Regions from separate parts of the Homo sapiens genome. Here all the other regions are linked to region 3. Evidence: chromatin loops called from intact Hi-C (ENCODE). Cell type or tissue: Calu3. All regions are shown on one strand.

What was found. Peaks named below come from ENCODE experiments on the same cell type or tissue, not always from the same donor. Only the 100,000 strongest peaks of a DNase experiment are listed, where the experiment ranks them.
Region 1: it touches region 3 in a loop (9-fold over the local background); 69 of 110 quality-filtered maps call a loop at or near these places.
Region 2: it touches region 3 in a loop (4-fold over the local background); 5 of 110 quality-filtered maps call a loop at or near these places.
Region 4: a loop joins it to region 3, with 9 times the contacts of the local background. A loop is called at or near these places in 10 of 110 quality-filtered maps.
Region 5: a loop joins it to region 3, with 7 times the contacts of the local background. A loop is called at or near these places in 14 of 110 quality-filtered maps.

Annotation. Positions count from the first base shown.
Region 1 is chr12:81,449,341-81,454,340 of GRCh38, forward strand. All of the region lies in intron 5 of PPFIA2 (PPFI scaffold protein A2), which reads right to left. The region is part of intron 1 of PPFIA2-AS2 (PPFIA2 antisense RNA 2); the gene reads left to right. Among named protein-coding and RNA genes, the nearest start is that of PPFIA2-AS2, 35 kb to the left of the region's middle. In Calu3, a CTCF peak has its summit at 1,981 (motif pointing right); a DNase peak (open chromatin) is centred at 2,031.
Region 2 is chr12:80,409,498-80,414,497 of GRCh38, forward strand. No RefSeq gene overlaps it. Among named protein-coding and RNA genes, the nearest start is that of PTPRQ, 32 kb to the right of the region's middle. In Calu3, a CTCF peak has its summit at 3,042 (motif pointing right); a DNase peak (open chromatin) is centred at 3,064.
Region 3 is chr12:81,624,813-81,629,812 of GRCh38, forward strand. The region is part of intron 4 of PPFIA2 (PPFI scaffold protein A2); the gene reads right to left. Among named protein-coding and RNA genes, the nearest start is that of PPFIA2, 130 kb to the right of the region's middle. In Calu3, no CTCF peak of the experiment used is centred here; a DNase peak (open chromatin) is centred at 2,959.
Region 4 is chr12:81,266,184-81,271,183 of GRCh38, forward strand. PPFIA2 (PPFI scaffold protein A2) reads right to left here. Exons shown (of 33, transcript NM_003625.5): 29 at 1,729-1,904; 30 at 769-837. Among named protein-coding and RNA genes, the nearest start is that of PPFIA2-AS1, 11 kb to the right of the region's middle. In Calu3, no CTCF peak of the experiment used is centred here; no DNase peak of the experiment used is centred here.
Region 5 is chr12:81,326,714-81,331,713 of GRCh38, forward strand. All of the region lies in intron 21 of PPFIA2 (PPFI scaffold protein A2), which reads right to left. Among named protein-coding and RNA genes, the nearest start is that of PPFIA2-AS1, 50 kb to the left of the region's middle. In Calu3, a CTCF peak has its summit at 2,626; a DNase peak (open chromatin) is centred at 2,608.

The DNA of each region.
Region 1 (5,000 bases), 180 kb before region 3:
TTAAAGAGGAGGCAGTTTTTCCTCACTATAATAAACCCCCTTTTTGGATATAGATTTGCTTTCTCTAATGACCATACTTCTACCAGAAACACCATCTTACCGAGTTTTTGCTTACAGTCATGTTATGATATACAACATTACTTCAGACAAAAAAAAAAAAACAAAAAAAAATCTGATTTTACAGTGAAAAGAGTAATGCAATTGATGGGTGCTCCCAGGGACCCCGGATTTTATCACACCATTACATCATTTAGAAGTAGCTGAACTTATAGAATGGTTAAATAAGCCAAGACTTTTTTTTATTTTTTATTATTATACTGTAAGTTCTAGGGTACATGTGCACAACGTGCAGGTTTATTACATATGTATACATGTGCCATGTTGGTGTGCTGCACCCATTAACTCGTCATTTACATTAGGTATATCTCCTAATGCTATCCCTCCCCCCTCCCCCCGACCCCATGACAGGCCCTGGTGTGTGATGTTCCCCTTCCTGTGTCCAAATGTTCTCATTGTTCAATTCCCACCTATGAGTGAAAACATGCGGTGTTTGGTTTTTTGTCCTTGCAATAGTTTGCTGAGAATGATGGTTTCCAGCTTCATCCATGTCCCTACAAAGGACATGGACTCATCCTTTTTTATGGCTGCATAGTATTCCATGGTTTATATGTGCCACATTTTCTCAATCCAGTCTATCATTGATGGACATTTGGGTTAGTTCCAAGTCTTTGGTATTGTGAATAGTGCTGCAATAAACATAAGTGTGCATGTGTCTTTATAGCATCATGATTTATAATCCTTTGGGTATATACCCAGTAATGGGATGGCTGGGTCAAATGGTATTTCTAGTTCTAGATCCTTGAGGAATTGCCACACTGTCTTCCACAACGGTTGAACTAGTTTACAGTCCCACCAACAGTGCAAAAGTGTTCCTATTTCTCCACATCCTCTCCAGCACCTGTTGTTTCCTCACTTTGTAATGATTGCCATTCTAACTGGTGTGAGATGGTATCTCATTGTGGTTTTGATTTGCATTCCTCTGATGGCCAGTGATGGTGAGCATTTTTTCATGTGTCTGTTGGCTGCACAAATGTCCTTTTGAGAAGTGTCTGTTCGTATCCTTCGCCCACTTTTTGATAGGGTTGTTTGTTTTTTTTCTTGTAAATTTGTTTGAGTTCTTTGTAGATTCTGGATATTAGCCCTTTGTCAGATGAGTAGGTTGCAAAAATTTTCTCCCATTCTGTAGCTTGCCTGTTCACTCTGATGGTATTTTCTTTTGCTGTGCAGAAGCTCTTTAGTTTAATTAGATCCCATTTGTCAATTTTGGCTTTTGTTGCCATTGCTTTTGGTGTTTTAGACATGAAGTCCTATCATCCCTATGTCCTGAATGGTATTGCCTAGGTTTTCTTCTAGGGTTTTTATGGTTTTAGGTCTAACATTTAAGTCTTTAATCCATCTTGAATTAATTTTTGTATAAGGTGTAAGGAAGGGATCCAGTTTCAGCTTTCTACATGTGGCTAGCCAGTTGACCCAGCACAATTCAAGCTTGGACATAATACATTGCTAAGTAGGAATTCTATCATCCTGGAATTAGTATATCCTCAGAACTACTGATAGAAATAAGATAGAGTTTCTTTCTTGGAATAGCTATGGATCCATGTATGTAAGTCCAGAAACCAAGGTTTATAATTGGAATTCATAACTGCCAACTAGGACCTGTGACTAGTGGAGAAAAGAGGATCATTCCTTTTTTGTTGACACACATACACACGCTCACATACAGACACACACACTATATATACACACACGCATGCATGTTTGTGTGTGAATATATATATATAATGTACATTAATACATTATTCTCTTTTCTGTTTTCTGTACCCTGTTACCATCTTTTACCCATTAATTATCCCCATTTTCTACCCCTCCCCCTGACTGTTTGATAGTTCCTCACAATCCAAATCCCATCTTCCCAGTAACATTTCTTGGGAATGTTTACCACTAGGTGGCAGACCTGTGACTTAAGATCAGTCAACCAGACCTGACCACCCTGGGAGTTAGCCTGACGGGGCAGAGAGGAACCATGCTGGGAAGGGGTAGTGGCAGAGGCTGCGTGTTTCTGGGACTGGGCTTGTGAGAAAAATTTACAAAGCTAAGAAATGTGGTCCTAGAGACTGTCTGAAAGCTCAGTTTAGAGATTTCTTATATGCTTTAATTAATGTCTTTATTTAAACAGCCAAGCTATATACTCTGTTTTGTGCAATTAGGAACTCTCATCTACATGATAATAAAAACCAAATATGTTTTTATTAATATAAACAGACTCCTTAAGGGATGAACGATTTCACTTATCCCCAATACCAAGGAAAATATTCTACATAATAAGTACTTAATACTTGTTGAATTGGGTTAATGATAAACATCAATTATTCAGATTGAAGAATATGGACAAAAATGTTCTCATCTGGCATATATATATGGCCTAATTTAAGGTTAAAAATAAAAGTAAATAAATTAAGAGTACAAAAAGTGATACTTAGCTAAGATACCATTAACAATCTACTAATTACACACCTTCACTGGGAGCTACAACTTTAGCCTAATATTTAATAATTCTCACAGAAAGTACAAATGGAACTCTCTTTGGTATACTCAAAGGATTGTAGAGACTATGTGAATGGCCATGAATCCTATGTTTGAATTTTCTTTAAATGACCACAGGTTCTATGTGTATACACACATATGTATCATATATTCACACACAGACACACACACACACACCCACACAAACCCACACATCATGCGTCATTGGGAATTTTTTGGACTAAGTTTTGCCTTGAAAAGCAAGATGGCCCAGGTAATCTAAATCTTTTATTTTACTATGATTCTGTAAGGATTTCTAAAACTATATAACTTCCTATTAGATCTTAATTCAACAAAACCTTGTGAATAGTTATTTCCAATTATAAATGGCACTGAAACAGAAACACATTCTTCCCTGTAGACTAATGTGGCTGCTGTAATATGGTCATATAGCATGACATTAACATCTGAAAACGAAAACCTTTAAATTGGTTGCCTTCTTACTCAACCCACTCCATATCTTTTACCCTCAAATATCGTTTAAAATCCCATGTTTCTTATGCTCATGTTTGATTATGAAATTGAAATAGCTGTTGGGAGGGCGTATGTCCTATCCTATTTACTCTTGTACTGATCATATCCTATCATAGAACTTTCATAAATAACTATATACGCACATGCATGTACACATATGTAGAATCTTTATCTGTTTTCAGCTGAGAAGGTCTTCCTTTTCTGAATTGGACCGTATTTTCTACCCATTGATGAAATACATTTGGATGACATTATTAACTCGTACAGGCAGAGATTTGTCAATAAGAAAAAATTTTTCTTTAGTAGTGATGGGTGTCTAATTGTATCTCAATATCTGTTAAGATAATTCCTTTGGCTCAAAACAAAAGTGAGGGCATGGTAAGAAATGTGTCAAATGCAATTATGTCTTCTTTTTAAGTTTATGATCCATGAGATTAAGTTACAGCTTTATTATTTATAACTAGGTATTAATACTGTTTCTTGAAATCATAACAATATGAATACTGTTTCTCAAAACCATAACGTTTTTCTTTTTTTTTAATTTTTTTTTATTATACTTTAAGTTTTAGGGTACATGTGCACATTGTGCAGGTTAGTTACATATGTATACATGTGCCATGCTGGTGCGCTGCACCCACTAACTCGTCATCTAGCATTAGGTATATCTCCCAGTGCTATCCCTCCCCCCTCCCCCCACCCCACCACAGTCCCCAGAGTGTGATATTCCCCTTCCTGTGTCCATGTGATCTCATTGTTCAATTCCCACCTATGAGTGAGAATTCAAAGTCACACAATAGTTACATTCTAAAACATTATGAACAATTTAAAACATCCTTTGAGATCTTCAGCTATAAAAATAGTTGAAACAACTCCGACAATAAAAATGTTCTTCACGCTGACATTCACAGGCAATAACTATACAAAAATTCCCAGTTTTTCTTTACCTCTTCATTAGTTCAGATAACTTTGTCAAAACATGTCTTATTGATCATTTTGAGTTGAAATAACATCAGGAATAAATTATTTTCTATAAATATAACCTTCTGTAAATATATACTTGCCAAAGTATGGTCAGAGGAGTTTTAGGAATAACAAATTTTGTTTCAATATTTTTTCTACATTTTTATCAGTATAAAAATATTGAACAAAAACTTCTTTGTATGTTTCTATAAATATCCACTATAATTTTTTGAAATTTCTATTTTTGTATAATTGTTTATAATATTATAATGATTTTATTAGGATATTCTTAATTTAATAACTTGAGGCAGTTGGATTTAAGAACAACTGCAGTGATGACTGATTTTCTTTCATTCACTCAAATTTTTGCAATGTCAACGAGGTGTTTCTGTGGAGAAAACATAATACATGGCCAGGACATACATTTCAGCTTTGACCTCAGAATAAAAACATAGCAGATTGACTTTCCACATGACTAACACAAAATAAAGTAGGATTGAATTACAAAAATTTAAATAGGCCAGGAGCAGTGGCTCATGCCTGTAATCCCAGCACTTTGGGAGGTGAAGACGGGCCGACTGCTTGAGCCCAGGAGTTCGAGACAAGTCCAGGCAACATGGCAAAACCCCATCTCTACAAAAAATAACAGAAATTAGCTGGGTATGGTGGCATGTGGCTATAGTCCCAGCTACTTGGGAGGCTGAGGTGGGAAGATCACCTGAGTCCAGGGAACTCTAGGCTGCAGTGAACCATGATTGTGCCACTGCACTCCAGCCTGAGCAAGAGTGAGACCTCGTCTCAAAAGAATTAAAAAAAGAAAAAAATAAATTTGAACAAACTGTATTCTTCTTTGAACATAATACCTTTGCATCACATGTGAATTGTGGGTGACATAGGAATATGATTTCTTAAATACATAGTCT
Region 2 (5,000 bases), 1.2 Mb before region 3:
TTTATTATTTAATTTTAATTTATTTATTTCATTATGGAATTATAATTTGTAATTAAAAATAATTATCTTTTCTATTTTTTCAGTACCTTCTCTGCAGGAAAGCTTTTTGCTTTACATAAAGGATGTTGGAACAACTGAAGTTGTATTATTTGGAATAATTTGAATTTTTGGAATAATTTGAATAAGTGGGTGAAATTGGGATATAAGATTATCATTAAATATTCTTTAGATTATACAGAAGAACAATATTTTGAAAGCATGCCCCCAAATACTACAGAAAAAGCAATTACCCAACTGTTTCCTGGTCATATTTATAGATTTTTACTCTTCGCAATAAATGAATGGGAGGCAAAAACTACTTTAAGTCCAATATTCACTGTAGAAACACGTAAGTTACAAGACACCTGAAAATATAATTTAAAAAATTTTTAATACTGTCATTGGCAGATATTTTATGAGGGTCTGGTATTTTCTCATATAACTCTGGAGATACCTCTGTATTTAATCATTTTAGGCTGGGTGCAGTGGCTCACGCCTGTCAGCCCAGCACTTCGGGAGTCCTAGGCGGGTGGATTGCCTGAGGTCAGGAGTTTGAGACCAGCCTGGCTAACACCGTGAAACCCTGTCTGTACTAAAAATACAAAAATTAGCCAGGCATGGTGGTGCACAACTGTAGTCCCAGCTACTTGGTAGGCTGAGGCAGGAGAATCACTTGAACCCAGGAGGTAGAAGTTGCAGTGGGCTGAGATCATGCCACTGCACTCCAGCCTGGATGACAGAGCAAGACTCTGTCTCAAATAATAATAATAATAATAAGAGTAATAATTTTGTAATCAATCTGTTTATGCGTTGGTTTTTCTGTTAAACTACAAACCTCATGAAGACATGAACTATGTCTTATTTGTCTTACAGTACCAGCTAGAGTAGTGCCTACCTCATAGGGGATGATCAATAAATTTTTGTGGAGCTGTATTTCCGATATGTGCTGAGAGCAGGAAAGGGACAGCTATGCATCCCTGCCTTTAATAGGCTCACACTGGAGACAATTAGTAAAGAATAAAAATAAAAGCAAACAAAACTATACAGCAAAAGAATAACCTAAATATCCAACCAGTGGTGCATTTAATAAATGCTAACTTGAATTCATACAGTAGATGACAGGAGAAGACTCATGGAAAGGAGAGGCTTAGACTGAAATTTGAATGAAGAAAAAGCATGTTGGGAGCAGCAGTGCAGACATAAGAATTTGTGTAAGAAGACTTGTGCAGATTGACTAGAGAAGATAATTTCCTTGGGCATGAGGGTAAAATCAGTGTGGGAGGTAGATGGTGCCAGACTTGGGAGTGGCAGGGGTATCTGTCTCAGATGCTTGGACTTGACCTTAGAAGCAATGGAAATCCATTAAGACTATAGTTTCTAGCACTTGTTTTACATTTTACAAAGCACTTTCAATGCATTATCTCATTCGGTCCTTGCCTCAACCCTGGGAGTAGCTATATAGAAATGAGAAAACTGAACTTCTGGAATGTTAAGTAAACTGACTAGAGTAACATGCTTTGTTAAGCAACCAAGCCACACAAGAACCCAGATGGTCTTATTGTAACTCCTGAGCTGTTGCTCCTAGAGAAAGAATCAAGAATGTGTTAGCACATGTATATTGAGGAGTGGGGGATGGATATAGTTTCGACGCCATGTGCAAGGTACTATAATAAGAAAATTAATCTGGAAGCATTAATTAGGACAATCACTGGCACTGGATGAAATGGTTAGAGTAGGGAAACAGTTCTGTAAAAGGATGAGTGCCTGTGTTGCAGTGATAATAAGAACGAAGAGTGAATAACAAAGTCTCTGCCCTCTAGTCTGACAAGGCAGAAGAGGTAAGAGACATATATAATGTATGACCATTAAATGCCATGCACACTGTTTTGGTAGTGAGAATAGTAAAATAATTATTGAACAATAGCGTGTGGCAAACACTGTGCCAAGTGTTTTACGTTCTTCATCTCATTTAATCTTCACAAAAGCTTTATGAGGTACCTACTAATGTAATTCCCATTTTGCAGTCAGAGGGGGTAGGTAATTTTCTCAGGGAGTGAAACTATAAAGTGGAAGAGCCAGGACTCACCCCCAGTTTTTGTTTCTTTTCCAAGCTAGAGTATTTGGAAATATTGAGAAGTGAGAGAGTATTCTGCCAAATCATGTTACTAAGCAACATATTTTTTGGTTGTCTTTATCTCCCAGGCCCTTTGTCAGCCCAAAATTTCAGAGTTACACATGTTACCATAACAGAAGTATTTTTACACTGGGATCCTCCAGATCCTGTATTTTTTCATCATTACCTTATCACTATTTTGGATGTTGAAAACAATACATCAGAAGAGGTGCTTGTTGAAAAACGCAACACAGCAACCATAGTTGGAGACCTCAAGTCTTTTCATCATTATCTGGTATATCTATTCAGTGTAGCAGAAAGAGGAACTTTAAGTTGCTTGGAGAAACCACTTTCAGTCATTACAGGTAAGCATGGCTGCGTATTGCCTTCTACTAAAAAATTCTAAACTGATAGTTTCTGTTTCTGTGCAATTTCACCGTTATGCAATATATCAATGTAACCTGTACACTTATCCCAAAATCTAAAATAATAAAAAGAAATAGTTAACTGCATATTTCAAAATATTATTTTGCTGATATTTAATTATGTTGATTCTTCATAAGTACAAATAAGTTGAACATGTTTTTGAATGTTGAATCACAATTCTAAGCATGTATTCAAAAATACTAAATTTATTTAGATTTACATGAGCTCTTTAAACATTATTCCAATCTGCATTTTTTTCTACCAAAGTCCCTAGAAGACATCTTTTTTTGTCATAGCCTTGGGTGGAAAATAAATTTATCTTTATTTATCATAAGATAAACAAATTATCACATGAATATTAGTTCACCCAGTTTTTTTTAGTAACACTAGACCCAACGAACAGGTCTGCATATTTTAATCAGTTTTACTTGGTTCTTTATTTTCTCACACTGTGTAATGTATTGACCTCTAGGGGGCAGTCTCATACTAGCATTTTTGGCAAATGCATTTCTACCCTCCTCTTAACCTCCACATAGCAGTTTTTGAATCCTTGTCCAGAACATAATCATTAAAGTAATCGATTGTTTTAATTAATAATTCTATTTATTCCATAAAATATAAGGACGTATTTTTAAAAAGATAAAACATTATCTTACAAAACAATGCATAATTAAGCACATTTTGGCAATATATTCTTATAAGTGTAGTGTGTGTTGTGTATTTGACATGCAGTGTGCAAAGTTCTTTGGAATTTCAACAGCTAAAATTTAAACACCCTAGAGCTGAAGTAGGTGGAATGGAAAACCTGCATGTGCACAGATATAGATTAATTAACCTTCCTATACTTATTGGGAATATTTAAGATTCTTTGAAAATAATAACAATAATAGATACAATTTAATGCTTACTAAAAACCAATGCTTAACATACAAGTATTCAGTATTGCAAATCCTAATAAAAATATTTTTCCAATTGGATAGTAGCAGGTGTTTTCTCTTCTCCAAACTCAGACTAAGTATCCTTCCATTGGCAAATGCTTGGTTTGTTGGGTCCTTTACACTTTAGGAAGGTGCTTTCATTTTTAATTGACAGATGGACTAGGAGGATTTCTCACAGATTTATTAATTTTGAAGTCGACTTAAAATCTTCTAGGAAATATACCTATTTATTTCATAAAAGGTACAATGTGAATCAGCACTTTTAATTTTTTGGGGAGTCATTTGCTGTGTATTTTTACTGTAAGCTGATATACCAGTGCATGTCCAGGATTTAGTAATCCAGTGTTCCTTTACTCTCTAAAGCTTGAGGAATTATTCTTTTTTTCATTCATTATTCACTCAATGAATTATTTTTCAGTATCAGGAACTGAGCTAGGCACTAGAGATACAAAGATGAAGAAGACCTAGTCTCAGTAAGAATGAGACAAATAAGTTAACAGTGATAGTGCCGCATTATAATTGCCATTAGAGTAGTTATGCTGTGGATACTATGGGAACATAGAGAAGGATCAGTTAGCCCAAACTCAGGGTGCCGATGGTCATGGGTAAGTGATGGGCTTAATCATGAAGGAGTAGAAATTAGCCAGCAGGTGACAGTAGGGAGGCAGAAAGATGCTGCAGGTAGAGCAAGCAGCATGTGCCTAGGCAAAGGACAGAGAAAAGACATTCAACAAAGCTGACCTAGGAAAGCTAGAGAAGCCTTTTTGAAGACACTAACATTTGAACATTAGGAATGGCTAGAGAACAGAGGGGCACGTAGGGAGAGTCTAGAAAATGTAAGCTAGGCACAGAATGTGAACACCCTTGATACATACTCTGGAGTATATTTTATTTAGTAACACTGAACCTTTTTGGGGTCATGGAGCCTCTTGAGAATTTAAAAAAAATTAACTCTTATGAAAATGCAAATACATGCACAGACAATTTTGTAAGCAAATTCAGCGCTATCACAGACCCACCAAATCCCAGCGTTTCCTCAATCTCTGCTTATATGTGGCATTCGGTAGATTACATCTAAGTCCTCCACTGCAGTAAATGTTTAAATAGATTTTTAGGTTTTGCAAGAATATAAGAATAATTTTCTGAAGTTGTTTCACCCTGGAATCTTATTGGATAGTGTTTCTAATTGGATTACTCTGGCATTTTCTGATAATTTTACATAAATAATTAACTTAAACATCAGCTACAGTTTTGTGAAATTAAGATATGGGATGCAGACTAAGGGTTCCACCCAGAATATTTTCCTGAGAAGTTAAAATGTGATATTAAATTGTACTGATAAAGAAGTCAACTTTAAAACGGATAAAAGTTCAAATAATAGTTTCGGCAAACTATAAAAATCATAGAGAATTCTTTAAAGATTTTTAAAGTAAAACTACTAAAAAGTTTAAAATTGCATAATTATCCTTAGAGATATGAACTAA
Region 3 (5,000 bases):
CAGAGACTCAGAAGGGGGAGGGTGGAGGGTGACCAGGGATAAAAAACTACACATTAGGTACAGTGTACACTACTCGGGGAACAGGCACACTAAAATCCCAGAATTCACCACTATGTAATTCATCCATGTAACAAAAATCCACTTGCACCCCAAAAACTATTGAAATAACAAAACAAAAATAAATCAATACATACATTGCTAAAAATGTATGGCAGTATGGGAAATGTCACTACGATCCCTAAATAAACTGATTTTATTATATAAAGACTATATTATACACACACAATATGTTTGTATGAATAGATATAAATTATACATATGTGTGTATACATATATACACACATATATATATCTGTATGACTACATAAGTATGCTGTATATAAAGAACAGCATGGATGTCAGAAATGTATCTTTTCAGCTCATGAGAATCATGAGGTTCCTAGTTGCTAAAACTATGTACTTACACACTTTAAATGGGGTCATGATCAGGGCCTAAACATATTAATCTCTGTAAGTCAAATATGTCGAGGTTGTCTATAATGTGTTTGATTTGCATGGACATGTCCTAAGCACTTGGAAAGAGTTGTGAAGGAGGAATTTTCACAAGACAAAAATCAAACCACATATAATAAATAGTATGATATATATGTGATGACCTGACTAGGAATTTGATGGCATGAGTTGAATCCTGGCTCTGATACATTGTGTAGTTGAATCCTGGCTCTGATACATTGTGTAGTATCTATTATGTGTCACTAGGTAAGATACTTAACTTTTGAAATCATGATTTCTAAGGCTGTTAATGAATTTTAATGACACAAACCTGAAAGAAAAGATTCTTGCAACCATTATATTTGGACATCTAATTTAAGGATAATTAGTATTGTAGGTATTAAAATAAAATATTGATTGATTTCATTTATATATTACCTCTGCTACCCTCCAACATTTTTCTAAACATTATTATAATTTCCTGATTTATTTGCCCTTCCTTCTACTTTTACTTCCTGTAGCTATTTTATATATTATTAAATATATTATAAATATAGTATATTATAGTATATTATTTATACATAAGATATAGTATATAGCCTTTGGTGTTTGTCAAAGAGAGAGAAATGATGCCTAAGTCACAGAAAGAGAAAGGGATAATTCTCAATAACAAAAATTGTCACATTTCCTTAAAAAACCTCAACCACAGGGCTCTACTAAGTTGACAGAAATGTCCAGTTTCAAAAGCAAAATATATAAAGCTCATATTTGTTATTCCTTTTCTAAATTTGATTCATAGGTCTTCAAGTTATCAATTCATGCTGTTATTTACAAGATTGTAGATTAACTTTACGTATATTTCCTAATTAAAGGAACATCAAACTACGTAGAGGATTCATACTAGGTTAAAAAAAAGGGGGTGGGATGGGGGCTCTAAAGCTATCTAAAATAATAACTTTCTGTAAGTTGGAAAATAAACTATTTTCAAGCTTTTTATGTTGTTCATCAAAGGAATATTTTCTTCTAAAGTGGCCTATTCCAACTTATAAAACCCCAAATTTTAAGGCTACATTATATGATCTGAGGCATCATCCAAATATAATTGCATGATATATTTGATCCAATATTATTAAAACCTTATTAAATTTAACAAATGGCATAATCTTGAAAATTAAGGCATGTAACCAAATAAACACAATGTTGGGATATGAATAGAATTTATCTCTTGTGCTGTTTGAGTCACCCTGCAGTATGTCTGGTAGGATGGGCAAAGTACTGCAAACAATGACAAAATTAATAAAACTGGAATTGTGTGCTGCACATTATGTTCTTGGCAGGAAATAAGGTGATGCTATTATAAAGGACACCTGCTTCCAGAAATTCAATTAGAGGACTCTACTGCATTATTTTCCTAGGAACAAAAGTTAAAGTACATTTTGGACGATGTGTATTATTTTGGGGATTGTTGGGGTGAGATGTTAGGGTGAGCAAGGATTTTTGAGGTACTCAGTATGCCAAATCATTCTTTATTCTCTAGACACTTTTTCATCTTGATGTAAAATTTAATCATTTTATACTACACTACCTTGAATCATAGAGAAATACACAAATTAGTAATTGATCTATTTTACCTATCAAAACTATTTTAATCCATAAAGGATACTTTTTTGCCTCAGGTCTCATTTGATGTGCTTGAAAGCAGGTAATGGTATTATCAATGATTATGCAAGGTCTCAAAATCCATGACTATCTTTAAAAAGCAAGAGTCATTTTGATAGTTGAAAGAAGAATGATGGTTATCAGAGGCTGACAAGGGTAATGGGATGGGGAGGGACAAAAAGGGGCTGATAAATGGATACAAATTAAAATGAGCATCTATTTATAATAGATAATAGGAATAAAATCCAAAGTTTGGTAGTACAATAGGGTAACTGTGGTTAACAATAAGTTATTGAATATTTCAACATAACTAGAGGAGTGGGCCTAAAATGTTTGTAACACAAATAAATGATAAATGTTTGAGGTTATGGATTTCCCAGTTAGCCTGATTTTATCATTATACATTTTATACTTATAACAAAATATCTCATGTACCCCATAAATATGTGCAACTATTATGTACCCATTAAATTAAAATTGTTTTAAAAAACAAAGAATGTCACTCTCCTAGGAAAGTACTGACAGTCTGTTGCAACTGTTTTTCCAAGACATCATTACTAGAAAGATGTCATCTGATTCCCGTGTCACACATGGGATATATCTATTACATAACTCTCAATACCACAATCTAAAGGGCAATGTAGACATTAATTTGTCTCAGTTGATTTTCCAGTTTGAAAAAAATTGAAATGGAACTCTTTTATACATTCTGACAATAATGCTAAGTTCATGATCCAAGTTACCTAAGACGCACATATTAAACGTTGCAGAGGTTTTTCCTTGGAATTTCAATTACTTTCATAGGTTGCCCTCTTGTGGCCATCTGTAAAGCTACTAACAACAAAATGAAAACATTGTATGTCTTTTTTTCCATCTAGTAAATGCTTCGAGGGTTTGTTAACACATGGTATCTTAAAATTGACTTAATAATATGTCAGGACAAAATTGAAATGAAAAATCTTAAATATGAATTATAGACAAAATCTTGATTGCTGAAAATTCAGTATTGGCTACAATAAAATTATTCAATAAATACAATACCTAAGTATATGAGAGTTTGCTATGATTATTTATTAATTTTTAAACCATGGGCATTCATTGATTCATGAAGTTGATATAAGGCTTTCATTTCCTAAAATAAAGTTCCAATGTTATACTTCATATAATTTCAGGAGAAAGGATATTTTAAGATATCATAAGATGATTTAAAAAATTCTTTTTTTGAACTGACATATTTAATCAACCGAGCACCTCTATCATCAAAGATGGATTAAGTAACAACATGAATACAATCAGGCATTTAAGGTATTAAGCATCAATTGATCCCAAGCTACCTATTTAAGCTTTCCTTATTTGTAAAAGAAGTTTGAGCCACATGATCTCGACTAAATCCACAATCCACTTTCTTTTACCTTTTTTTTTTTTTTTTTTTTTGATATGGCTCACTCTGTCACCCAGGCTGGAGTGCAGTGGCGTGATCTTGGCTCACTACAACCTCCAACTCCCAGGTTTAAGGGATTCTCCTGTCTCAGCCTCCTAAGTAGCTGGGACTACTGGCATGCACCACCATGTCTGGCTGATTGCTTTGTATTTTTAACGGAGACGGGGTTTCACCATGTTGGCCAGCCTGGTTTCGAACTCCTGACCTCAAGTGTTCCATTTGTCTTGGCCTCCCAAAGTGCTGGGATTACAGGTGTGAGACACCACGTCCAGTCATAACATCTACTTTCTATGTGTCCTACTTCTAGTTAGCAAGAACTGATTAGCAATCAATAGCTCCTTTCTCTTTTTTCTTTTTTCACTTCCTCCAACTGATTTCTAGAATGCAAGTCAAAATATCTATTGAGTCCTCTTTGTTTGAAGCTGCTGTTTCCTGGTCACATTTGCAGGTTTCAGAAGCCATTCTTTTTAGAGCAAAGGGATCCAATTGCACATAAGGCCTATAGCCTCCTGTTGTTTTCAGTGCTCAAATACTCAGGAGTGGCCCAGAGCCAATACAATGGAGGAAAAGGACCACAGGCAGAGAGATGCTGAGCACACTGCCCTGGGTAATCTAAATTAGTTGACCTTTCTACCTCTTCCAGAAGGGATATGTGCCAAAAGATAAGGTAAAACCAGCTCAGTATGCACCATCACAATGAGAAATGAACATAAATGAGATCATACGAGCTTTGAAAATGTTTATGTAACAAGGATTCAGGTTATTTATATATAATATGAATTTTTTAATTGTATAATATAATCAATTACTATAAAAAATTTAGATTCCATTGAATGAGCTTCAATATTATATTCTAACTAGGTAGAAATTTAAAATGTAGGAATCATTTAAAATACATTTTTGGTACGAAAAGCCTTTAAGATTAAAAATAACTGATTAATGACCACTACATTTTTTCAGTAAATCAATAATTAGTCTTTTTAACAGTTAGAAACTCTCTTTTAATTTTTTGGGGTTGGGGGAGGGCTGGATCTTTCATCTTCAAACATCACCTCTCTCATCCATTCATTACCATCTATACTCAATGCCCTCTCTTCCACAGATTCAGGTTTGTGATTAATCAGTAAGGAACTTATGGAAGGAGTGCTTAATAGGTCACAGAGCTACCCAAAACCTGAGAAACCTGGCTTGGAAAATAGAAACAAGGATGAAACGCTTAGGAGTAACCTGGATCACACTAAACATTAACCTTTCATTCCAGCACCCATCAAGTGAGGACACTTGTCACAGAACACTAAATGTCACTGATTTTCCAACTTCCACTGCACCCTACATGGTCCCACTAGGCCCTAGGTCACTGTTGCCTTTAAGAAATGAACACTGCTGTTGTTGGTGAGCCACTACACAG
Region 4 (5,000 bases), 360 kb before region 3:
GTAAGGAACACCTGTACTTTGCAACACAGAATTATGCATCTCTTTATTTTCTATTTCATGCTCAGGTTTCCTTCCCACTTCTTCCAGAAAGACCCTGTAGAAAAACTCAGAAAGACTATTAAAATGTCTACAGTCCACAGCATTTGCTGATATCCCTTGTATTCATTCATCTCGGGAGGCTACTTACATGTTTATTATTTTCCAAATAACTTAATATGCACATATTATATAGCGATTCTTATATTCAATATAGCTTTCAAATTCTATGACTGTTAAAATGTTATTAATCTGTTTTGAAGGAAAACTCAGTATCAATATATAAAATAATAAAAAGCTTTCCATTTATTGAAGCAAGTTTTATCCTCATTTTAATTTTCTAAAATTTCCTGGCAAGATATACTGATATTTAAGAAATACACGCACTCTTTATTAAAAAGCTGAATTTATCAACATTAGTGTTTTAACTTTTTTCTAATTTTTTAAAATAATGTTGCCCAACGTTTTGCAGTCACGACTCATAAAAATGTTTTGTAAATTACTGTTTAGTATCTCTACCTGCTGAAATGATAATATTTATGAATTAATATAGCTCTTTCCAAAATTAAGTAATAAGATTGAATATTTAACAACAAACCTGGAGAAAATTATTGATTCTAACCATAGAACAGTCATTTGATTAATTTCCAAGCACTATTCCTTAAAAACAAAGATGTTCTATCATTTTTCTTTTACTCTCTCAGATCTCTTTTGAATAACAGGTGGACTTACTTCATCCAGTCGCCTTTCAGTTCCCAGGGCCAAGAGGTTATTGTATTCTCTTTCAAGAATCTGCCTTGCCTGTTGACGTCAAATTACAGTTACCATCACCGAAATCACATTTTATTTTAAAAATCAAGTAGCTTATATTTATCTGATAATGTATTATAAACCATACTTTATTTATGGGTTTTGAAGTTTTTAGCCCTCCATGTCTGTTATTAGCCATTGTAAATTTTAACTACAAAAAAAACAGGGCTTTTTTTTTTTTTTCTGTGAACAGTAGAGAGACAGTCTTGCATAAACATCTGAGGTCAAGAGGCTTTGGCCTCACTTCGTTACTATATTTCAATTGAGTATTTTGTTTAATCTCTGAAATATGTAAAAACAAAATAAAAAGTGAAACGAGACTGCCAAATTTTTATTGAATCTATGTAGGTAGTTCTCAAACCTGGCCAATGATTATCATTTGAGGAAAGTTTTGATAATAAAGATTCCTATGCCCTATCTCTTGACAACTGATGTCTTAGGACTATGATGTGGGTTGGAGGTTTTATTTTTTATTCATAAGGAACTATACTGATTCAAATTATTATCCAGTTTTGGGAATCACTGACATATCCAATGCTAAGAGTCTGTATAATTCATACATGTAAATAGAAATGACTGCCTCTCAGAGAGGCAGAGACTGATGGCCATCTGTCAGGGATTTCATTTAGTGGAATCTGGCATTCAGGTGGGAGACTGGGCCACATAACTTCGAAATCCCTTTCTTGTTTAATTGTATGATTTTTTTTTTTTTTTTTTTGGCTAGAAATCCACTAGCCTGAAATTAAAACCCCAGTGACATATTTCAAACATTGAGTTAACTTTCATTAACAATCATGAATACACAGCCAATTTTTTTCTAAAAGTTTAGTTTATCATTATATAAACCAGAACACATTGAGACTACAGCAGAAAGTGACTTGCCTGGGTGTTCTGTGTTGGAATCTGTAATAATAAAGCTAAGCTGCTGTAGTCAAAGTTTTCATCCAGGGCTATAAGTGAGCCATGCACACCGCTCTCAAGTATATTATTTGCATATTCTCGAAGTCCAATTGCTTGTATCCAGCGAATAACTCGGTCATTGCTCCACACCAACACGTCTAGGAAAAGAGATGCATCATTTTAGGATGCATTATTTTTCTTTCTTTTTTTTTTTTTTTTTTTTTTTTGAGACGGAGACTCGCTCTGTCGCCCAGGCTGGAGTGCAGTGGCGGGATCTCGGCTCACTGCAAGCTCCGCCTCCCGGGTTCACGCCATTCTCCTGCCTCAGCCTCCCAAGTAGCTGGGACTACAGGCGCCCGCCACTACGCCCGGCTAATTTTTTGTATTTTTAGTAGAGACGGGGTTTCACCGTTTTAGCCGGGATGGTCTCGATCTCCTGACCTCGTGATCCGCCCGCCTCGGCCTCCCAAAGTGCTGGGATTACAGGCGTGAGCCACCGCGCCCGGCGCATTATTTTTCATAGTAGAACCACTGGCTGAAATGAGCCATGGGTATCTGGCCAGGTCACATTTATGCTGATTCATCCACACTCTAATCCATCTGGCTCCCTTCATTTGTGTGTAGTTACTGTTTTAATAATTAATCTTTTCGAGTCTCTATTTAAAAAAGTTGTTATTTTTCAGAGTGTTTGTTATAGCTAAAATGACAGCACTTCAGTCGCGTAGAACACGATGTCTGTGTTTCTTGTTTTCATACTAGAGAACTAGGTGTCTGTCTGAAGTTCAATATTTTTACCATCAGAGGGAGACATTTCTTATTTGTGTCTTGATACACACCTCTTCAGTAAACAGCAGACGAGATTGTAATACTGTCTTTCATCAGAAGTGTTTGTTAACCACTACCTAAACATTGGCATATAGACTAGAAGATTTTTTTTCACCTGAAGTAATATATAAGAACAGAACGGTAAAATAATATAAGGCATCAACAGATGGATACTTACCTTAGTATTATATTTCAATGCATTTTTCCCAATCACATGCTAATGCAAAATTCAAGCACTCAGTCAAATGTCAAAAATTGTTTCCACTCTATTGAAAGTAGTATTCTATTGAGGAAAAAATTTCTTTGATTTTTATTTTCTAAAAATAAAACTTTCAGAGAAAAATGCCGTTTCTTTTTTTTTAGATAAAAACATCAAATTATGTTTTATCATTTATTTTCTTCAATATCTTCCCATTAAAAGTTGACAGAATGCTATATAAAATGAGTAAAATAGTCCGAAGGACTAAAATTGTCCATAGAAAAGAAAGAATTTTAAGAAACTTAAGGGGATATGAGAAAAAAATTAAAACATTTTTACTACCCATAGAAAGGGAAAGGAAACTATAATTACTATTAAAGTAAAAGTAAGTTTTCCTGTCCATTTTTTTTCTTTCTAATGAAGTGCCTAGCTCTTTCAGACAAAGTATAAAAATCTTTCAGGAAATATTCTTCAACTTTAACTGTTTTAAATACCTGTTTCAATAAGCCTTTGAAAAGCATGTTCTAAATAATTATTTTGATGAGTCTTTGAAAATCCTTATTTATCTTATTTTATCCATTTATAACCAACTTAGATGTTCTTGTGTATAACTTTGAAGCAATACAGTGATAGCACAGACCCACAGAGGTCCCCTCATGCAACTTCTCAGGCACCATTCTCACCTAACAGTAACCAATATTCTGACTTCTTTCATTACAGAATCGCCTTGCCCGATTTATTTTTTTTAGCTTTTCATACATAAAATCACCCAATATGTACTTTTTTGTCTGCCTTTCATTCAATATGGAATTTATCTACGCTTTAGCAAATAGCAGTGGCGTGTTCATGATCATTGCTATCTAGCATCCCATTGCATGATTATGCTGCAATGTGTCCATTCTACTGTAGATGGACATGTGAGTAGATTCCACTTTGGGTTATTAAGAATAGTGTTCCTTTGAGGGGGAAAGGGTGGGGGATGGCAAGGGATAAAAAACAACACATCGGGTACAGGGTACACTGCTTGGTTGATGAGTGGACCAAAATGTCAGAAAAATCACCACTAAAGAACTTGTTCATGTAACCTAACACCACCTGTTCCCCAAAAACCTATTGAAATAAAAAAACAATAAATAGTGCTGCTTTGAATATTGTTATACATGGATTTTGTTTTGTATATTTACATGTTGCAGTAGAATAAATAACAAGGAATAGAATTGTTATGTGTTTACTTGTTAGCAGATATTGCTAAGCAAATTCCACTCTCACAATTTAACCTTGCATTATTAATGTCTGAACATCTTCATCTTTACCAATGCTTTGTATTTCTCATTTTTGTTCTTGTTTTGTCTTGCTTTTTTTAGTCATTATGGTAGGTGTGGTATTATGGGTTGAATTGTGTTCCCCAAAATTCTTGTAGAAGCCCTAACTTCCAGTACCTAAGAATGTAACCTTACTTGGATATCAGGTCTTTATAGAAATGATCAATTAAAATGAGTCAATAGAGTGGGCCCAAATTCAATGAGACTGTTATCATTCTTGAATGGCAAAATTTGGAAATAGACATGCACACATGGAGAGCATTATGTGACTATGAAGGCAGGGATCGTGGCGATGTTCCTACCCGCCAAAGAACATCAAAAATTGCCAGCAAATCACCAGAAGTCAGGGGGCGAAGCGAATAGCAGATTCTTTTCAGTAGCAACTGACTCTGCTAACACCTTGGTCTGGAACTTCTAGTGTGTAAAAGTGTGAGACAACACATTTCTGTTGTTTAAGACACACAATCTGTGGTACTTTGATACAGCAGCCCTGACAAACTAATACATGGGGTGTCTCATTGTAGTTTTAATCAGTAACACCCATTATGAACTGAAAACGTCTGCTACTTTTAAGGTTTGTCAGTTTTTACTTTCCATATTTTAAATCTACATATTAGATGTATACTAATTTGCTATATCTTTCCTTCTATTATTTGAAAATAGCCAACTTATTTCTAGTATGTTTCCTGCCTTAAAGTTTATATTCTGATATTAGAAGAATCACAGTAGCTTTGGTTAATATTTGCATGTATACCTCATTTACTAATAAGTTTTCTATGTTCTTATATTGAAAGTGTGTCCATTGTATACAGCATATCATTGTTTTTTAATCTGTCCTTAAATTGAAGTAGTTAGTTCTTGCCCATTTAATATTATTACTTTGATATTTGTGCTGAATTCTACCATCT
Region 5 (5,000 bases), 300 kb before region 3:
AATTGAAAAATAAGGACTTACTCCTATGTTCTGAAGTCGAGCTAAATGAAAATGCTCACTATTTTTAAATGAGTTAAGGTATATACTTTTTTTAATAAAAGAAAATTAAACTCCAGTTAAGGTCAAGATTAGGTAGAAAGATTTAAGCTAATATAAACTCTCACAAAGACTATGCAAGAAATTTCATCACTATATCAGTAAATAACTATTGAAGACAACTTTTGCTCTTCTCTCATTGTAGTGGACACTTCCTTACTTAACATTTGCAGGACTCGACCAAGATATGGTTTCTCTTTAGCAAAGTAAAATATCTTACCAAGGTGCCAAAAGCAAATTTTGATGTTACTGTTTTTAATACTTTATTTTACCAAATAATTTATAATACTGGATAATATTAACTTGGGAACATTGATATAAATAAATTAATCTCATTCCTGATAACCTTTTTACTGAACTATATAATTTTTTAAAAGTCTCCTTTAATTAAAAACACATTTATTGCTGTATAGATCTAATTCAGAGATGTGGAGTTTGAGGGCCAAAATTTGTTTTAGTTATTATTCACATGTTTAATGAATACGGGTACTTAAATCTTTTTTTATTATGAAAGATTTTTCTTCTTGGTATGGATTAGGAAAGCCTTCTACTGGTGACTAAAGTACTCTTGGGAAAGAAACATTTTCAAATGGGAAATTTTCCATTATGTACAGTGAGTGCATATTTTCATTTTATTTCTCTCATCTGTATATTTGCCTTACTGTATATCAATAAATTATTATTCATAGTCTTCAAATAATAATAAAAATGTTTTCTTGAAATGTAAATGAAAATGAATGAGTCACTTAAAAGTTATAAAATTCTTGAATGGTCCATATAGGGACATAGAGATTGATGAGGCAGACATATTCAATAAACAAGGAAAGATTTTCAACCACCAGGTGGCTAGATGAATCAGGCTTTTATTCTTCTGAGCAATATAAGAACATTTAAATTATGATTTAAATTTATTCATATACCCAAAATTTTAATAGAAAAAAATCACATTTTTAAATAATAAAACTTGAAATAAAAGCAAAGAAAAATCTAGGAATATTTTGTGAGTTAAATCTAGACATTTTATTTTCTCATAACTATAAAATAAAAAGCATGAAGAACTTAGAAATACTCGGAGTATTGCAAAATCTAGTATCTTTTTTCAAAGCATTTGATAGATAACTGGAACTACATCCTACTCAAAAATGCCAAGTACAAATGGGACGTAAGGCCATTGTAAGTAAAGCTATTTTTAAGCAACACATTCAGGCCAGTGCGCTTAACCAGGAGAAAAGTCCCAGCAAGTGCATATTTTCAGCCCAATTAAAACACTTCTGAGGGAGGACATTTTTTCACAGAATTGACCTAGCTGCTTCACTCATCTAATGTTTATCTTTCCACATACTTGATAAACTAGCTGGTAAGGGTGACCTTAGCCAAACCAGCTTACTAATTATTTTACTCTATGGATGATTATCTAAATCCAGTGAGAGTCTGTCTCATTCTTGTCTAGGCATCAGTGGGCTCATATGGCTATGTGAACTTCAGAAATATCTATTTATCTATACCAATATTTTATTCACTCCCTACATGTGACTATTAAGCTCTTGAAATGTGCCTAATTCAGATGATGTATTGTAAGTGTAAAATACACACCAGGTTTTGAAAACGTGGTAGAAAAATACATGTAATTCATAAATTTTAAGTGATCATGTGTTAAAATGAGATTATTGTTTCTATATCAGGTTAAATAAAATATAGGATTAAAATTAATCCCACCTATCTCTTTTAACTTTTCTTAATGTAGCTACCAGAAAATTTAAAATTACATATGTGGTTCACATTTGTGGCTTATATTGTATCAATGTTGGCCAGCACTATATACCAGAGTTTCTACCTGGATACAGTACATCCACAGAGGGAATGTAAATGTTTGTGTATGTTGAGGGAGGGTGCATTTTTTTGGGTATTATAATGATTGGCACATATTGGACAGGGGACAAGGATTCTAAACATCCTTCATTAAATAGAGAAACTGCAGCTTGTTTCTTTTTTCTTTTTTTCTTTCTTTCTTTTTTTTTTTTTTTTAAACAGGGTCTCAGTCTCTCTCAGACTGGAGTGCAGTGGTGCCATCAGAGCTCACTGCAGCCTCAAACTCCTGAACTCAACCCATCCTCCTCCCAAGTAGCTGGGACTATAGATGTGTGCCACTATGCCCGGCTAGTTTTTCTATTTTTTGTAGAGATGAGGTCTTGCTATGTTGCTTAGGCAGGTCTTCAACTGCTGGCCTCAAGGGATCCTTTGACTTTGGCCTCCCAAAGCACTGGGATTACAGATGTGAGCCACCATGCCTGGCCTAGCTTGTCATTCTCAAAATGATGAGTGCCTCAGAGGAGAAACACTGGCCTGTGGAAACTAGGGGTTACTCATTCTTCAGGAGGTCTATTAGGAAACTATGTGGAAAGAACACAATGAACTCCACCCCTTTCATGGCCTGAAGTGCTTGGGCTTGAAGGTTTGAGTCCCATGATTCAGCAGACTACTTACATAATAAATTGTTTATCACCTTGTCAGGGTCCGCCTAGTGGTTGGGCATGAGCAAGGCAGCCTTCTTGCCCTCAAAGTTTTCTTGGCTATCACTCAGGCATCTTTACTTTTGTGAGGCCTTCGAGGACTTGGAATTATTGAGGGCAAGACCACTCCTAAGGTGTGACAGGCACAGTCAAGGATTTTTTTTTGCCAGCCCCTCTTCCTGTGTAAACAGTTTTGAACCACCAAAAAATCAGTGGGACAACGATCTACTGATTCAATCTCATACAATACCATTCTTGCCAGTGGGAGCGAGGGATCCAATTGCCAGACCACCCTCTTGAAAACAGGGTCAGACCACTGTCTCAGGATGACTCCATAGATGCGACTCACTAGGCTCCCTGGGGCATCTGGTCGAGTGCATGCGTGGCGTAGAGTGTCAAAGAAAACCCTGAAGGGGAGAAACAGGGACCCAGGCTCCTGCTGTTTGGCTGGATCGGGCAACATGTCCAGATGGCACTACTTCCCTTCTGGTCCCAGTGTCTGAACGGTAACTGAGAACATTTCGATGCTTCCAGTGATTAGACCCCGGGTCCGGGTCTCAGCTGGGGGTGCCTTGCCCAGATGGCACTGCCAGCCCTGAACTTTCCCAGACATCAGAGGGAGTCTTAAAATTTTTCAAGGAAGTTGCTACAAAATGTAGGGCTTGCGAAGGCTCAGGGCTCAGGGCACAGGAAGGAAACTCACATGCCTAGATCTGTGGATGGAACTAGTTGGAGGTATCTATTCATTTGGATTGTGAAGGTGTGGAAGTTGTTAGAATCAAAATGGAGTCACTATTGTTAAGAAAATCCTGGCAAGTAGAGCCAGGGAAGGCCATGAACAGAGGATTCTCATGCTCCTACGCACGATAGCAACAACAACAACAACAAAAGACCCTACGAAAGCCACAACCTTGCACGAAGGCCATTGCAATCCCATGCCAAAAAATATTTTTATAGGTATATCTGTCTGGCAATTGCCTGTCCAACCTCTGACTGGTGGCACGCTTGTTATTAATTTGAGTAGCCAAAGATAATTATTTCAAAAAATTATGTAATGTTCTTAATTTTTTGCCTTTAAAAATCTTTGTCTTCCTTTCCTTCCCTGAGTATACACATAGTTTATAGTTTACTATGACATACATATTCTTATCACAATGCTCTATTCCTAAATAAACATCTTTTCTTTTAGAGAGCATCTCTATTTGGTATTTAGGTCAACAAAGACAAATATCTCCCCATTTCCCAGTCCTTAAATTTCATTCAAAATCACTTATTTCATATTGGCCCTTGAGATACAAGTCTGTAGAAATTGCTTGACAAACCCATATTGCAAGGCCTCTGTCCTTCCATTTGTCCAGCAGAGGTCTCTGTCATTGTGTGAAAAAGAGATCTCTAACTACTACAATCTGCTGATGATTGGTGGCTTCATCTTTCTTTCAGTAGAACTGTCTTCATCATTAATAAATAGCACATGGTTTGTATTAAAACACATTTGAATTTATAAATTGTTACTTAATTGTTCAACATCTGTTAGTCTGTTAGCTATCCGGAGACTGTATCTATACACAGTGCCTGGCTCATAAAGGGTATGTAACAAATACAGTCATAATTGGAGCTAAATACTACTTTATTTAAAGAAAGACCCTTTCACTATGCAGAGCATGAGTCATTTCTAATGGACACTTTGTGGAATTTACATTGTAACTATTGGTTCCTTAGCACCAAGGAACAATCTAAGTTTTGGCGTAAAGGCCGACACAGACACCCAAATTTTAGAGGTAGAAAAATACAGTCATGCGCCACATAAAGACCTTTCTGTTAATGATGGGCTGCATTTATGACAGTGTTCCCATAAAACTATAATAGCATATTTTCACTATACCTTTTATGTTTAGGTACACAAATACTTAACCATTGTGTTACGATTGCCTACAGTGTTCAGTACAGTCACATATTGTGGATTTTTTATAGCAACAGGCTATACCTATAGTCTAGGTGTGTAGGTGGCTATTCCATACAGCCTGGGTAGGTAGTAGGTTATATTATTTAGGTTTGTGCAACAAAATCCCCTAAGGGATGCAATTTTTAGAATGTATCCTTATCATTAAACAATGCACGACTGTACTTGTGAAATGATGCTGGTGTACTGCTGAAGCTGTGTTTTTGTCACTGTGAAATTATTTTTTTATTAAGCCTATTATAGTAGGTCAATGAGTTCAGACAATTATAATACAAACTGGCAGATAACCATAAAAGAATTGCCATTTAGAGGCAAAAAAAGCTCTTTAAATGTGTATATTGCTTTTCATACGCATTTAAAGGAAACTTGCTAAAGTGGCCCTAACCTAATAATATATGCATTTTTATACATGCAATTGGGAATTCTGCTTATTC